Linked DNA regions of Homo sapiens: regions 1 and 2 are each linked to region 3. The links are chromatin contacts, found by Hi-C or POLR2A ChIA-PET in ENCODE. All regions are on one chromosome and are shown on one strand. The core of a region is the stretch at or near the end of the contact, and the rest is flanking DNA. Distances in the headings are between cores, read along the strand shown. Region 1 overlaps SHLD1 (shieldin complex subunit 1). Region 2 has its middle 24 kb from the start of CHGB. Region 3 has its middle 21 kb from the start of LINC01729.

Region 1 (4,218 bases), core at 527-3,026, 310 kb before region 3:
CCTAGGTGATGGGATGATGTGTGCAGCAAACCACCATGGCACACATTTACCTATGTAACAAACTTGCACATCCTGCACAGGTAACCCTGAGCTTACAATAAAAGCGGAAGAAAAAAAAGGTTTTGGAGAGTCAAAAATTATTGCAGGTGGTGGGCGGAGGGGAGGCCAATACTCCTAACCCCTCTGTTGTTCAAGAGTCAACTGTATCCTAATTTTACCCATACCCTCCAATAGCCTCTCAATACAAATTTCCACATGTAGCCTGTTGCGATAGCTCCTCAGGACCCCAGCCCTCCCGGAGAATCTTCTGTCCTATTGCTCCAGTTGGCCTGGCTGCCCTCCAGGCTTGCTCCATAGCTGCTGACCTGGGCCCCACTCAGTTCCACTCCTATATTTCTTGTATGATTTCTAGGATGCCTTCCTCTGCCCCATTGCCCCATTTTCCATTTTTTTGTTTGTTTTGTTTTGTTGCAGATTTCTCCTGCTCCATCCTTGTCTCTGTTTCTTTTAAGTTCTTTATTTATCAGTCTTGGTCTCTATATTTTGTAATAGGGGATTTCCTCAAATAGCTGGTGATTTTTGGCTGTGAGTTCAAATCTAAGGGTGAGGCATTAAAATGCTCATTGGAAGCTCTTGCTATGGGTAGGGCTTATGGTCTGGGGAGTTTCATATAGGATGACTGAACTGTTTTTCCAGAGAGGGATCCTCCCACGTCCTGACTGGCCAGTGACAAGTAAGGATGGTGTTTTAGACAGGAAGGTCCAGGAGGAGAAGGTGGCATTGAATCAGAGACATAAATGCAAGGAGGGAGCGGGCAATGCGAATATCCGGGGTAGGCAGATTCCAGGCAGAGGAAATGGCAAAGGCCATGAGATGGGAACAGCTTTGCAAGGATGAGAGGCCACTGTGGCTAGAGCCATGGGAGCAAGGGGGAGTGCAGGAAGGAGGACATGCACTTCTGGTATATGGAAACAACTTTCACACAGACCTGGTCAGGGACATTAAAAAGCCAAATATTAAAATATTCCATGATATTGTGTAAAAATGAATTGGAATCATTTTTTACAGTATTTGACATCAGACATGGAAAATCACTACTGATTTGCCTTTGTTTGGTTAATCAGGCAGGCTAACAGTTTTGTGCAATTATCTACTCTGTTCAACACTGAAGATTCTGAAAAATAAAAAATTGGTATCTCGTAAACATTTACACTAGAGACTCTCTGAATAAGATATAAATCTGTACACATGTCTCAGCTCAACCAAAGGAAGCAGCTCATGTTGTTGAAAAAAATCAAAAGCTTAAAAAAAAAAAACAACCAGTTGTCAAGGCAACGAGAAAAAAAAATAGACAGAAAATAGTTTCTATCTCAACCACTGTTACATAGTGAAGCTGAATAACTCCTGGTCCTGCTTTGGAAGTTTTATTTAACCTCCGATCGGTCATGTTAGTAGATTGAGGCATGAATGGAGAATCCAGGGGCAAGTTGCTAGCATAAAGCCCCTTAGGAAAAATGTGAGCTCTATGGTTTACAGGTGAAGGCAGGAGAATGATTTTCTTTCTCTAACAATTTTTCTGCAACTTTTCCTGTATAACACAATTTTGCAGAGAATTTCCATTTATCAGCTAGATACCAAATGGTTATTGAGAGACCAGAAGGTCAAATAACTTGTTGGAGGATTTCCAGATCCTTCTCTTTGAATTTCTGTAATTTCAGAGAGTGACTCAGAGTTGACTTTAAAGGCCATCTGTGCTCCTCCACCAGCCCCCACTGCTGAAAGCCCTGGCACTCACATGCTGCCAAACACATTCTCAACTCTCTGCTTCCCAGTTTTCTTCACCTGGTGCTCCCTGGGGACGCTGTGCCCATCCCCTCCCCTAGGAAGCCTTCCCCAGTTCCCCAGGTAGAGCTGGCCAGCCCCCACCACAGCTTCTGCAGTGCTCAGTAGATGGTACTTGGCAGGTCTTACCTCCCATTGAATATCTGTGTTTGTTTTCTTATGGCACGGGGACTTCCCAGAGGCAGGGACCCTGTTCTAGCTATGGTCTCCTGGCACAGTGTGATGGTAGATATTTTTTAGTGAATGAGAATGAATGAATTAGTGTATAGCCCTAGCTTTGAATGTGAAAGAACAATCCCAAATCACCATCAACACAACTAGCGGGAAGAATCTGGAAAGCTAGATAGTACAAAGGGGAGGCAAATGTGTCTGTTCCCAGCTCAACCCCTAGCCAGCAGTGTAGAGGTAGACTTCTCTTATTTCCCAAACTGTGTCTGCAGAATACCACCTATGTTCTCAGGGATGGTTGTGGGGCTTCCATGAAAAAAAAGGACTCCATTTTCTAATAAGTTTGAGAAGGGTAGCCTGCTATCATCTGAATGTGTTCCCCTATTCATATGTTGAAATCCTAACCTCCAAGGTGATAGTATTAAGACATAGGGCCATTGGGAGATGATTAGGTCATGAAGGAGGAGTCCTCATGAATGGAACTCATAAAGGAGACCCCAGAAAGCCCCCCTGCCCCTTCCACCATGTAAAGGCACAACTAGAAGGTGCCCTCTGTGAACCAGGAAGTGGTCTTCACCAGATGCTGAATCTGTTAGCACCTTGATCTTGGACTTCCCAGCCTCTAGAACTGTAAGAAATAATATTCTATTGCTTATAAGCCACATAATCTACAGTATTTTGTTATAGAAGCCCAAATAGACTAAGACACAGGGTGAAAAACATCAAACAGATCTTTACCAAAGACCTTTGCACAACAGTATCTAGCCCACAGAACTGTAAGAGGATGGGATGAGGCAATCCAGGCAAAGTGCTACTAAGCTTGATTAATACTAACTACTGTTTTCATTACCATTACTCTTCTCAAACATCTGTACTTCTGTAGATTGTTTTTTCACATTGAGGACAAGTACTTTTAATTAAAAAAACAAAAAAAGAATGCTACTTGACTCAGCTCATTGGTCAAATTAGAATGTAACCCAGCTGGATGAGTTTGTAGCATTTTTTGCCTATATTATTATATAAATAATCTCTTTCCTAAGTTCTTCTGCATAAAAGTCACACATGCTAATTTCTCTATTCAAAAAAATTAACTTGGAAAAGTTATATTTGAAGAGAAGGACTCACAGGATAGGAGAACCCACTCCTGAAGGCAGGAAGACTCTTCCATAAACCTTTCTCCTGGAGGCAGGGAGCTCTTTTCCCTGCTAAGTCCTGACACCCTCCCGGCCTCCAGGAGAAGGCTCAGACAGGAATGGTAGCTCCCGATCTGCTTTCCCCAAAATTGAGCACTGTTCACTGAAAATCAGCAGAACATAAATATCACATCTACAAAGTAGGCAGATATCTGGATCCTAAGGGTCACAAAGCTGAAGGGAATCAAATGTAAATACCACTTGAAGTTTCACCTCCTCAATGCCAATGACAGAAGTATTATCTGAGATGAATGGGGTTCCAGAAGAGAGGGCTATAGGACCACTTTAGGTAACTGAATGTAGGCTAAGCGTTAGAGCAAATGGAAATGACAAAGATGTGAATCTAAATTATGTTTCTTTTCTCTTTTCTGGACAACTATTCCGCCCCTCACCTGCCCCCTCTCTCTTTCTCTCTCTTTTTCTCCCTATCTCTGTCTAGACATGAATCCAAATTATGTTTCTTTTCTCTTTTCCAGAAAACTATTTTCTCTCTCTCTGTGTTTCTCCCTGTCTCTGTCTCTCTCTCTCTGTCTCTCCCTGTCTCTGTCTCTCTCTCTCTCTGTTTCTCCCTGTCTCTGTCTCTCTCTCTCTCTTCCTACAGGCAGCAGGACACTCAGTTAGATGGACTCTGTTCAGGACAGACAGTAATTTATAGCAACATAATCAAGCAGAGGCCTAGAGAGATAATGCAAATGTCACATTGCCCTCAACCAGGGCAGAGCGGAACAAACAAAACAATGTACCCATTAAGGTCTTTTAAAGGTCAGGAGAAACAGTCTGTCAGGGTTGCAGGAGTGATTTTTCTTCTTACCAATGGACAACCTCATTTAAATGAGTATTATTTCAACATTTCGGAAGTCCGAAATAATCTGTACACCAAACCCGAGTTGTGAGTTTACCTATATAATAAACCTGCACGTGTACCCCTCAACCTAAAATAAAAGTTAAGATATTAAAAAACAAATAAATATTTCAGGAGTCTAAAGCAAAACTGGGGACAAGCTCAGAGGAGTCT
Region 2 (4,568 bases), core at 1,479-3,978, 360 kb before region 3:
TGGGAAAACCACCTTCATGATCATGGTATCTCCCCTGCCAGGTAAGGATCTGTTCCACTCACGTTTTATGTGTGTGGCCAGTGGAGGGAAAAATTAAAATTAGATTTGCTTTCTAGTCTAAAAGGACCACTCATTTTGATATAACAAGCATGTGTTGATTGTTATATCATCTATATAATTAGATATAGATGTGCATGCAAAGTTTAGATCCCGTAGATGTGGATGATGTACATGGAGTGGATGACGTCGATGTAGTTGACATAGATATTGTAGATGCTGTAGAGGTAGCTGTCGACTACGTAGATGCCAATGTAGAGTAGATGGTGTAGATATATACACAGATTTAGATAGAGTAGATGCAAATATAGATGCAGATGTGCATGGCATAGCTGTAAATATGGATGCAGATGAGGTAGGTGATGTAGATTAGAGTTTCTTAACCTCAACACTATTGATATTTTAGGCCGGATATATCTTTGTTGTCAAGGACTGTCCTGTGCATTGCAGGATTTAGCAGTATCCCTGGGATTTAGCAGCATCTCTGGCCTAGATGCTGAGGGCATTTCTTCCCCCAACCCTGAGTTGTAACAATAAGAAGTCTTTCTGGAAGTTGCCAAATGTCCCTGGGCAAAGTTTCTCCAGTTGAGAACCACTGGTACAGAAGGTGTAGATAAAAATGTTGATGTAGATAATGATGTAATATAAGCATAGGTATAGGTGATGTAGATAGTAAAGATGAAAATGTAGCTGTAGATGATAAAGCTGTGAACACAGATGTAGGCAGAGTATGTGTAAATATAGAGGCAAATGATGTTATAAGATACAGCCTATAGATAAATGATATAGCTGTAAACATTGACATAGATGACATATTTGATATAAATAAGGCAGATGTTATAAACTTTATGATCTGGGCAGAAAACTATATGTGCTGATAATGCAGATGGCATTTCTTTGACCCCCTTTTGTTTTGTCTTGTTTTGTTTTGTTTTGAGATGGAGTCTCGCTCTGCTCCCAGGCTGGAGTGCAATGGCGAGATCTCGGCTCACTGCAACCTCTGCCTCCTGGGTTCAAGCGATTCTCCTGCCTCAGCCTCCCGAGTAGCCAGACCAGCCGGGCTAATTTTTGTATTTTTAGTAGAGATGGGGTTTCATCATGTTGGCCAGGCTGGTCGGTCTGGAGTGAGCCACTGCACCCAGCCTGACCCCACTTTTGGAAAAATTTCCAGACGGTGGATAAGCAGCGTCCTGTTAGGAATAGTTTAAGCACGGTATAGCCTGGAGACTGAGAGACTGCCCAGGTGACCTATTAAGGTTCTTTTTGATGTAACCACCTGATCCTGAGATATCACAATTTCTATTAAAGGCTGATACTCAGGGTGAAAAAGAAAAAAAAATGAATGATGAAAACCAGCAAGACATGAGACTCAAAGATATCCCTTCATTAATATAAGATCACATGGGAAACCTCAGATGGTCTTTCTATTCCTTCAGTAAATCTTAGTAGGATATTCGCACACCAGACAAAACTAAGCAAGTGTTTCTGCTTTCCCCACAATCCCAGCCTCTCACAGACATCCCCAAGTTGCCAACTCACAACTAGCTGACCCACAGTTTAAGCAAATTCTATCCATAGTCCCGAAGGAACCCGACCTATGTCCCAGAGAAGAGAAACATTCTATTCTCCCAAGGTCATGGTTCTCTACCAATCCCAGACTCAACACATTTAGCAAATTGTAAACCTCTCCAAATCATTTTTCAGGACCTGCTGAAAGTGCATTGGCTGTGAACTGTGGCATTTCCAAATATCCAGGACATTTGCTGAATAGAAGGAAATGAGAGTTAGTCAATTAGTCAGCATTTATTCAGTTATGCCAGGGCTGTGGTCAGGGTCTGTGGGCTGCTGATGAGTTTTCTGGCAGGGTTGAAAGAAGATTAAACCTGAGTGACTCTGCAACACGGGTAGAGAGTTATTGAGCAGTAAATAGTGAAATAAACCACCTGTACCAATTAGGAATCTGGTGGAGGATGTGCACCTCCTGATTGATTCTGGGAAGAATTTTTTTTTTTTTTTTGAGACGGAGTTTGTTGCCCAGGCTGGAGTGCGATGGTGCGATATTGGCTCACCACAACCTCTGCCTCCCGGGTTCAAGTGATTCTCCTGCCTCAGCCTCCTGAGTAGCTGGGATTACAGGCATGCACCACCAAGCCAGGCTAATTTTGTGTTTTTAGTAGAGACAGGGTTTCTCCATGTTGGTCAGGCTCGTCTTGAACTCCCGACCTCAGGTGATTCGCCTGCCTTGGCCTCCCAAAGTGCTGGGATTACAGGCGTGAGCTACCACGCCCGGATGATTCTGGGAAGATTTATGCTGGGCTTTGAATGAATGATGAACAGGAAGTTTGTCCACAAGTCTGGAGGATGAGAGTGGACACAGTACAGCAGATGTTTTGGGTGCCCTGCCCATGCCCCCTCGGGCCTTAGCATTTTGTGCCACAGCACCTGACTTTCAACTGCCAGCATCTGCCTCTTTGCCCGAGGGCTTTGTCTGGTGGCCAGAGCTTGCTTTGCCCATTCACACAGCAAGCTGGAAGCACTTGGAAATTAGTGCCCTCCCAGTTTCAGCCTTCAATCAAAGATGGATGGGGACTGGTGTTTAAATACCCTAGCTGCCTTACTCCTTTTGCAGGATAACTTTGAAGCTTACAATCTGCACTGGCTCCAGTAGGCTTAAGTTCCAGATGCCCACAGTGGTAACTTGCTTGATAATGTACCTTTTACTGCTTCTTTCCCTCTCCTGTCTCAGTTCCTTGCTTTCCCACTCAAATAAACTACTTGCACTTGAATTTGTGCCGGAGAGTCTATTTCTGGGGGGAGCCTAAGACACACAGGCCGTGAATAGATTCTCTGAAGGTCCTTCTGGCTCCTTATTTTCTATCTTGATATCCATTAAGGCAAACAGAAAGCAGAGAAGGCAGGATCTGCCAAACTTTCTTACCTCAGCCCAGAAAATTCAAGGGCATCTTTTCCTGGCAACGAAGAAACTCTGTGCCTTTGGGAGCAGCTGCCACAGCGTCAGCTCTGGCCTCATGTTACTTAACCACAGACATCAACACCTCCCCTTATGGAATTTGAGAGGCATCAGAAATACACTGAAAGAACAATGGCAGAATCCTGGCTGTCACCTCAACACATCTCTCATGTTCCAGTTCATCTCTGTCCCAGTCTGATACGTGGCAGCATGACATACTTTAAAGTGCACGTCTAATCACTAATGGAACCCTTGGAGAAGAAGTTTCCATGCTCCTGGAAGCTAACTGCACACTAAGCATCTGAGCAAAAGTCAAGTGGACACATTGATCTTTGGTTTTCCCCCAGACATTGGGCCAGAAGGAGGCAATCAGTGAACTAGCGAGACAGAAGAAGAAATTCTTTCCCCTTCAGTGAGGTTAAAGCCTTTGCAAACTCAGCACTTAGAACAGTGCTTTTTGTGGGGGGTGTAACTCATTTGAGGAGTGATAGGAAATGCCTCCATGTTTTGTAGAAATAAAGTAACTGCCAGGCACAGTGGCTCATGCCTCTAATCCTAGAATTTTGGGAGGCCAAGGTAGGAGAATTGCTTGAGCCCAGGAGTTCAAGACCAGGCTGGGCAACATTGCAAGAGCTCGTCTCTACAAGAAATTAAAAAATAAAAAACTAGCCAAGCATAATGGCTCATGCGTGCAGTCCCAGGTACTCAGGAGGCTGAGGCTAGAGGATTGCTTGTTCCCAGGAGGTCAGAGGCTGCAGTGAGACATGATAATGCCACTGCACTCCAGCCTGGGTGACAGAGTGAGACCCTGTCTCAAGAAAAGCAAAACGAAAACAAAACTGTTGGTGATGTCTATATGCTCACAGAAGTCCAAATGGGGAGGTGAAATAGTCATTTGCGGTTGTAGGGGTTACTTAGCATCCTAATGCCCTTCCCTCTGTGATGTGGTCATGAAGGCAGGCAGGATCTACTTCCCACTATAGAAAGGAGCGGAGCCAGATGCCCTTTTGCTGGTCCCTGGCCACTAGAGGACAGTCATATTATCTAGTCTCAGCAAATCAAATGCTCCCACCCAGGATGAAGGGGTGGCCTGCCCCTCCACACCTGTGGGTATATCTTGTCAAGTGGGACGAGAGACTGAGAAAAGAAATAAGACACAAAGTATAGAGAAAGAACAGTGGGCCCAGGGGACCGGCGCTCAGCATACAGAGGACCAGCACCAGCACCGGTCTCTGAGTTCCCTCAGTTTTTATTGATTACTATTTTCACTATCTCAGCAAGAGGAATGCGGTAGGAGAGCAGGGTGATAATAGTGAGAAGATCAGCAAGAAAACATGTGAGCAAAGGAATCTGTATCACAAATAAGTTCAAGTGGAGGTACTATGCCTGGATGTGCATGTAAGCCAGATTTATGCTTTTCTCCACCCAAATATCTCAGTGGAGTAAAGAATAACAGAGCAGCGTTGCTGCCAACATGTCTCGCCTCCCGCCACAGGGCGGTTTTTCTCCTATCTCAGAATAGAATAAATGTACAATCGGG
Region 3 (4,148 bases), core at 1,532-4,031:
TATTTTTGAGATGGGGTCTCACTATGTAGCCCAGTCTGGAGTGCAGTGGCGCCATGCTGGCTCACCACAACCTCTGCCTCCCGGGTAGCTGGGATTATAGGCACGTGCCACTGCATCTGGCTAATTTTTGTATTTTTAGTAGAGATGGGGTTTCACCATGTTGGCCAGGCTGGTCTTGAACTCTGATCCGCCTGACTTGGCCTCCCAAAGTGCTGACATTACAAGTGTGAGCCACCGCACCGGGCCTAATTTTTTTTTTTTAAGATATGGGATCTTGCTATGTTGTCCAGGCTGGTCTTGAACTCCTGGCCTCAAGTGATCCTCCTGCCTTGGCTTCCCAAAGTGTTGGGATTACAGGCGTGAGCCACTGCACCTGGCCAGTTTGGCTTTTCAATGGTTAAAGTGAAATGAAGTCCTACCAAACCAATAAAGCTGTGATTAACAGAAAAATATTTTCTACTGCCTCAGTTTCTAGTTAATTTGAATTAAATTCAATTAAAAATTCAGTCCCTGATCACAGGAGCCGCATTTCAAGAGCTTGGTAGCCACATGTGGTTGGTGGCTGCCACAATGGACTTTGCAGCTCTGTGTGAAACCACACTTCCCCTACTGCTCTCTCAAAACGGGAATGTTTTCTTCCCTGTGCTTTTTGAGTATCTGTGGGCTTGAGGGTGGGGTGGGTGGGGTGAGTGTCTTTTCTGCCAGTCATTGCTGCTTTCCTGGAACATTCTTCCTCCTTCCCATAACAAACTGTTTCTCCCACACCCTGTGGTTACCTTCATCTACCAAAGCCTGGGTACAAACATTCTTCCTTGGAGATTTCACTTTCTGAATCATTGCCACTTTCTCTAACACTTTCCTGTCCTTGGTGATATCAGTAGCTTTGTAAATAATATTTCCAAAATACTGGCCTCTCAGTTTCCTGCCAGTGATCCTGTCATCTCCCCAGCCTTTCATTCCCATGGTCATATCCCAGAGCTCTCCTATCAAATAGCGACACCCTTTCCATAACGGAAATGACATGAGTCCCATTCCCCTCCACTGTTCACTCCCCCTGGCACCCTCCCTGTGCTGAGGCCACCAGTGCATCCATCCCAGCTTCTCTGCTCATGATCCACCTAATCTCATGCTCTCACTGACTGCCCTGCCAGCTGTAATGAGACTGTCAGCTGCTGGAATCTCTTCCTTGTGTGTGCTCAAGGCCCTTGCCCTGTCTTGCTCCATCACATCCCTCTTATTATTTTCATCTCACCTCCAAGTCTGAATCTGCACCCACACAGCTGAACCTGGCTGGGGAAAGCAAGCAGCACCTAAGGTCCCTCATGGTCATGGCCACTAACTGGCCTCAGTTGACCCCAAATCTATGACAGTTCCCTTCAACCTCCCATTCTCCTAGATGCTATTTTACTATCTGTAAAAGGACACAAAAGACCTCCACTTTGCTAAATTCATTTTCCCCCTGAATATATCACTTAGGAAAGTTAATGATACCCTGTTTTCCTGATTTGTAAAAGGCAGATAACGTTGAATATAACTTTACACAACTTAGGTAAATCACATATCAAAAGTCTGCTTGTCAAAAATTAGAGATGCTGGCTGGGCACGGTGGCTCACACCTGTAACCCTAGCACTTTGGGAGGCCAAGGTGGGTGGATCATTTGAGCCCAGGAGTTTGAGAACAGTCTAGACAACATGGTGAAGCTCGGTCTCATTATGTTAAAAACAATTTTAAAAAATTAGAGATGTTAGGCCTGGCATGGTGGCTCATGCTTGTAAACCCAGTGCTTTGGGAGGCCCAGAGGGTCACCTGAGGCCAGAAGTTCAAGACCAGTCTGGGCAACAAAGCGAGACTCTGTCTCTACAAAAAAATAAATAAATAAAAAATAAAAATAAAAACTAGGGGCTGTGGTGGTGCTTGCCTATAGTCTTAGGTAATCAGGAGGCTGAGGTGGAAGGATCGCTTGAGCCCAGGAGTTTGATGCTCCAGTGATCCGTGATTGTGCCACTGCACTCCAGCCTGGGCGACAGAGTGAGTCCCTGTCTCAAAAAAAAAAAAAAAAAAAAAAAAAATCACATGCCAAATATGCTCTGATAGGATTTGGAATTTTCCACATTAAAAAGAAAGAAAGAAAAAAAGGCCAGGCGCAGTGGCTCATGCTTGTAATCCCAGCACTTTGGGAGGCCGAGGCCGGTGGATCACCTGAGGTCTGGAGTTCGAGACCAGCCTGACCATGGAGAAACCCCATCTCCACTAAAAATACAAAATTAGCCAGGTGTGGTGGTGCATAACTGTAATCCCAGCTACTCGGGAGGCTGAGACAGGAGAATCGCTTGAACGCGGGAGATGGAGGTTGTGGTGAGCCGAGATCGCACCATTACACTCCAGCCTGGGCAATAAGAGAGAGACTCTGCCTCAAAAAAAAAAAAAAAAGAGAGAGAGAAAGCTCTGCCTGTTTACCCGATCCTAAGCTGAATGTTGCTAAGCTGAATGTCGCATCTGTGCCTGAGCTGGGTGGGTAAGCATGAACTGCTGAGCCTGGGGTGGTGGAGAAGACCTGGATTCCCTGTGGCTGTCCTGTCAAGATGAGAAAGATGTGCAGCAAAGAGACTGCGGCCGATAATCTTATGAACTTTTTTCTGACAATAAATTGCTAATTACTGTTCTTACTAATTCCAAGCTAAGGGCCATTCTCAATTGGTGTAGGATTGAGCGTATACATAATCACATAACCGAGACTTCCGCAGTAGAAGCTGAGACGCGCGCGCCACCTAGAGGGAGCCTTGTGTGCCGGGGGAGTGTGGGCCGTCAGGGAAGCAGGTTCTCTCTGCCTCTACTCGCTGTGCGTGCCATTACCAAGGTGCCTGAAGGTCTAATTCTTTCTTTCCCCATCTGTAAAATGAGGATAATAATCACTATGACAGATGGCTGCAGTAAAGTTTAATGCGACCATGCCTGTAAGGCATCGATAATGTGCCCCAAATCGTCTAAGTTTTCAGGAAATAAACAGCAGCAATTATAACACATGCAAGCCATGAACCCAAGTAGGTCATCTGCGCTGAACAAACCCTTTCATCGAGTATCGTTGACTTCTGGCTTCAGGTGCGACATACACACTCTGCACCAAAAGGTGAAGAATTCTGGCCACACTCAGTGGCTCACGCCTGTGATCCCGGCCCTTTGGGAGGCCGAGGCGGGAGGATCGCTTGAGCCCAGGAATTCAAGACTAGCCTGGGCAACATAGTGAGACCCTGTCTCTATTAAAAATAAATAAATAAATAAATAAATATTTTTTTTAAAAAAAGGTGAAGAATTCTGAACTACATAATCTCCTGTTACCCTTTGAATCTCTTCATCTACCTCAGAAATGCTGCGTGTGTTTGCAACACATCATCATAGAAACAGGCATCATGACCGTTTAAGTGTAGGGCTTTCCAGGATGGCAGAGGCATTATTAGAGGGCAGATTAATTGCTGTCATCTCAGTGTGCAGGAGCTTGAAATGCTGTGTGCATGTGCTGCCATCTTGTGGTACCTTGGGGGAACATGTATCTGATTATTCTGGAGTCGCTAGCTGACTGGGTGAGTTCTAACCTTTTTGAGCAGGGTTACATGTTACATACATATACACGGTACATAGGCACCCATAAAGCCACACCAAAAATGGTGTCCCAGACAGTGGGTTATTTCACCCATCAAATTATTCACAGGTTACTCTAAGTGTGGGAGAAGAGAGGACAAGGCACATCCGTGCCTAAGGAGGAAACACATGCCCCTTTGCAGACCCGGGGGGCTGTCCTGTGGAGGGAGGCCCTGTTTCCTAAGTGCTTCCGAGGGAAGCAGATCTAGGAAACTGAAGGCCTTAGAGATTCAGCTCAAGATGTACCAACTCTAGACTGAACTCCTCAGTTCTGCTGGTGTGCCAGCACTGCTCGCTCCCAGCCCCTCAACACACACCTTAACTCATTCTCTGGAAAGCTACACACATTCCAAGTAAGAGCGTGGCAGTGTCAGTCCCCAGGCTGCTCTGGACATTCACACACTGAAGGGCATTGGGGTTGTGTCCAGTTTGGGACTATTATGCATAAATCAGCTATAAACACTTGTCTACGGGCTTTCGTGTGAACTAAGTTCTCATTTCTGTTGGCTAA

What was found. A loop is a pair of places that touch in the nucleus more often than their neighbours do. ChIA-PET counts read pairs that join two places held with the same protein, here RNA polymerase II (POLR2A). Pooled maps may share reads with other maps.
Region 1: a loop to region 3 is called in a pooled map, with 3 times the contacts of the local background. The contact joins two enhancer-like sites. A Hi-C loop is called at or near these places in 10 of 37 single-sample maps with no recorded cell type and 11 of 50 pooled maps. POLR2A ChIA-PET finds 5 or more read pairs at or near these places in 7 of 52 experiments (AG04450, HepG2, IMR-90 and 3 more).
Region 2: a loop to region 3 is called in a map with no recorded cell type, with 9 times the contacts of the local background. The contact joins two enhancer-like sites. A Hi-C loop is called at or near these places in 3 of 37 single-sample maps with no recorded cell type. POLR2A ChIA-PET finds 5 or more read pairs at or near these places in 3 of 52 experiments (H1, OCI-LY7 and WTC11).

Annotation. Positions count from the first base shown.
Region 1 is chr20:5,833,194-5,837,411 of GRCh38, reverse strand. All of the region lies in intron 2 of SHLD1 (shieldin complex subunit 1), which reads right to left. Among named protein-coding and RNA genes, the nearest start is that of CHGB, 76 kb to the left of the region's middle. Within about 2 kb of position 1,776, at least 9 of the 41 ENCODE cell types and tissues checked have a DNase peak (open chromatin) inside an H3K27ac peak, as active enhancers do.
Region 2 is chr20:5,885,536-5,890,103 of GRCh38, reverse strand. It overlaps the pseudogene RNU1-55P. Among named protein-coding and RNA genes, the nearest start is that of CHGB, 24 kb to the left of the region's middle. Within about 2 kb of position 2,728, at least 5 of the 41 ENCODE cell types and tissues checked have a DNase peak (open chromatin) inside an H3K27ac peak, as active enhancers do.
Region 3 is chr20:5,528,449-5,532,596 of GRCh38, reverse strand. No RefSeq gene overlaps it. Among named protein-coding and RNA genes, the nearest start is that of LINC01729, 21 kb to the right of the region's middle. RefSeq lists enhancers at 2,487-2,556, 3,196-3,737. Within about 2 kb of position 2,781, at least 2 of the 41 ENCODE cell types and tissues checked have a DNase peak (open chromatin) inside an H3K27ac peak, as active enhancers do.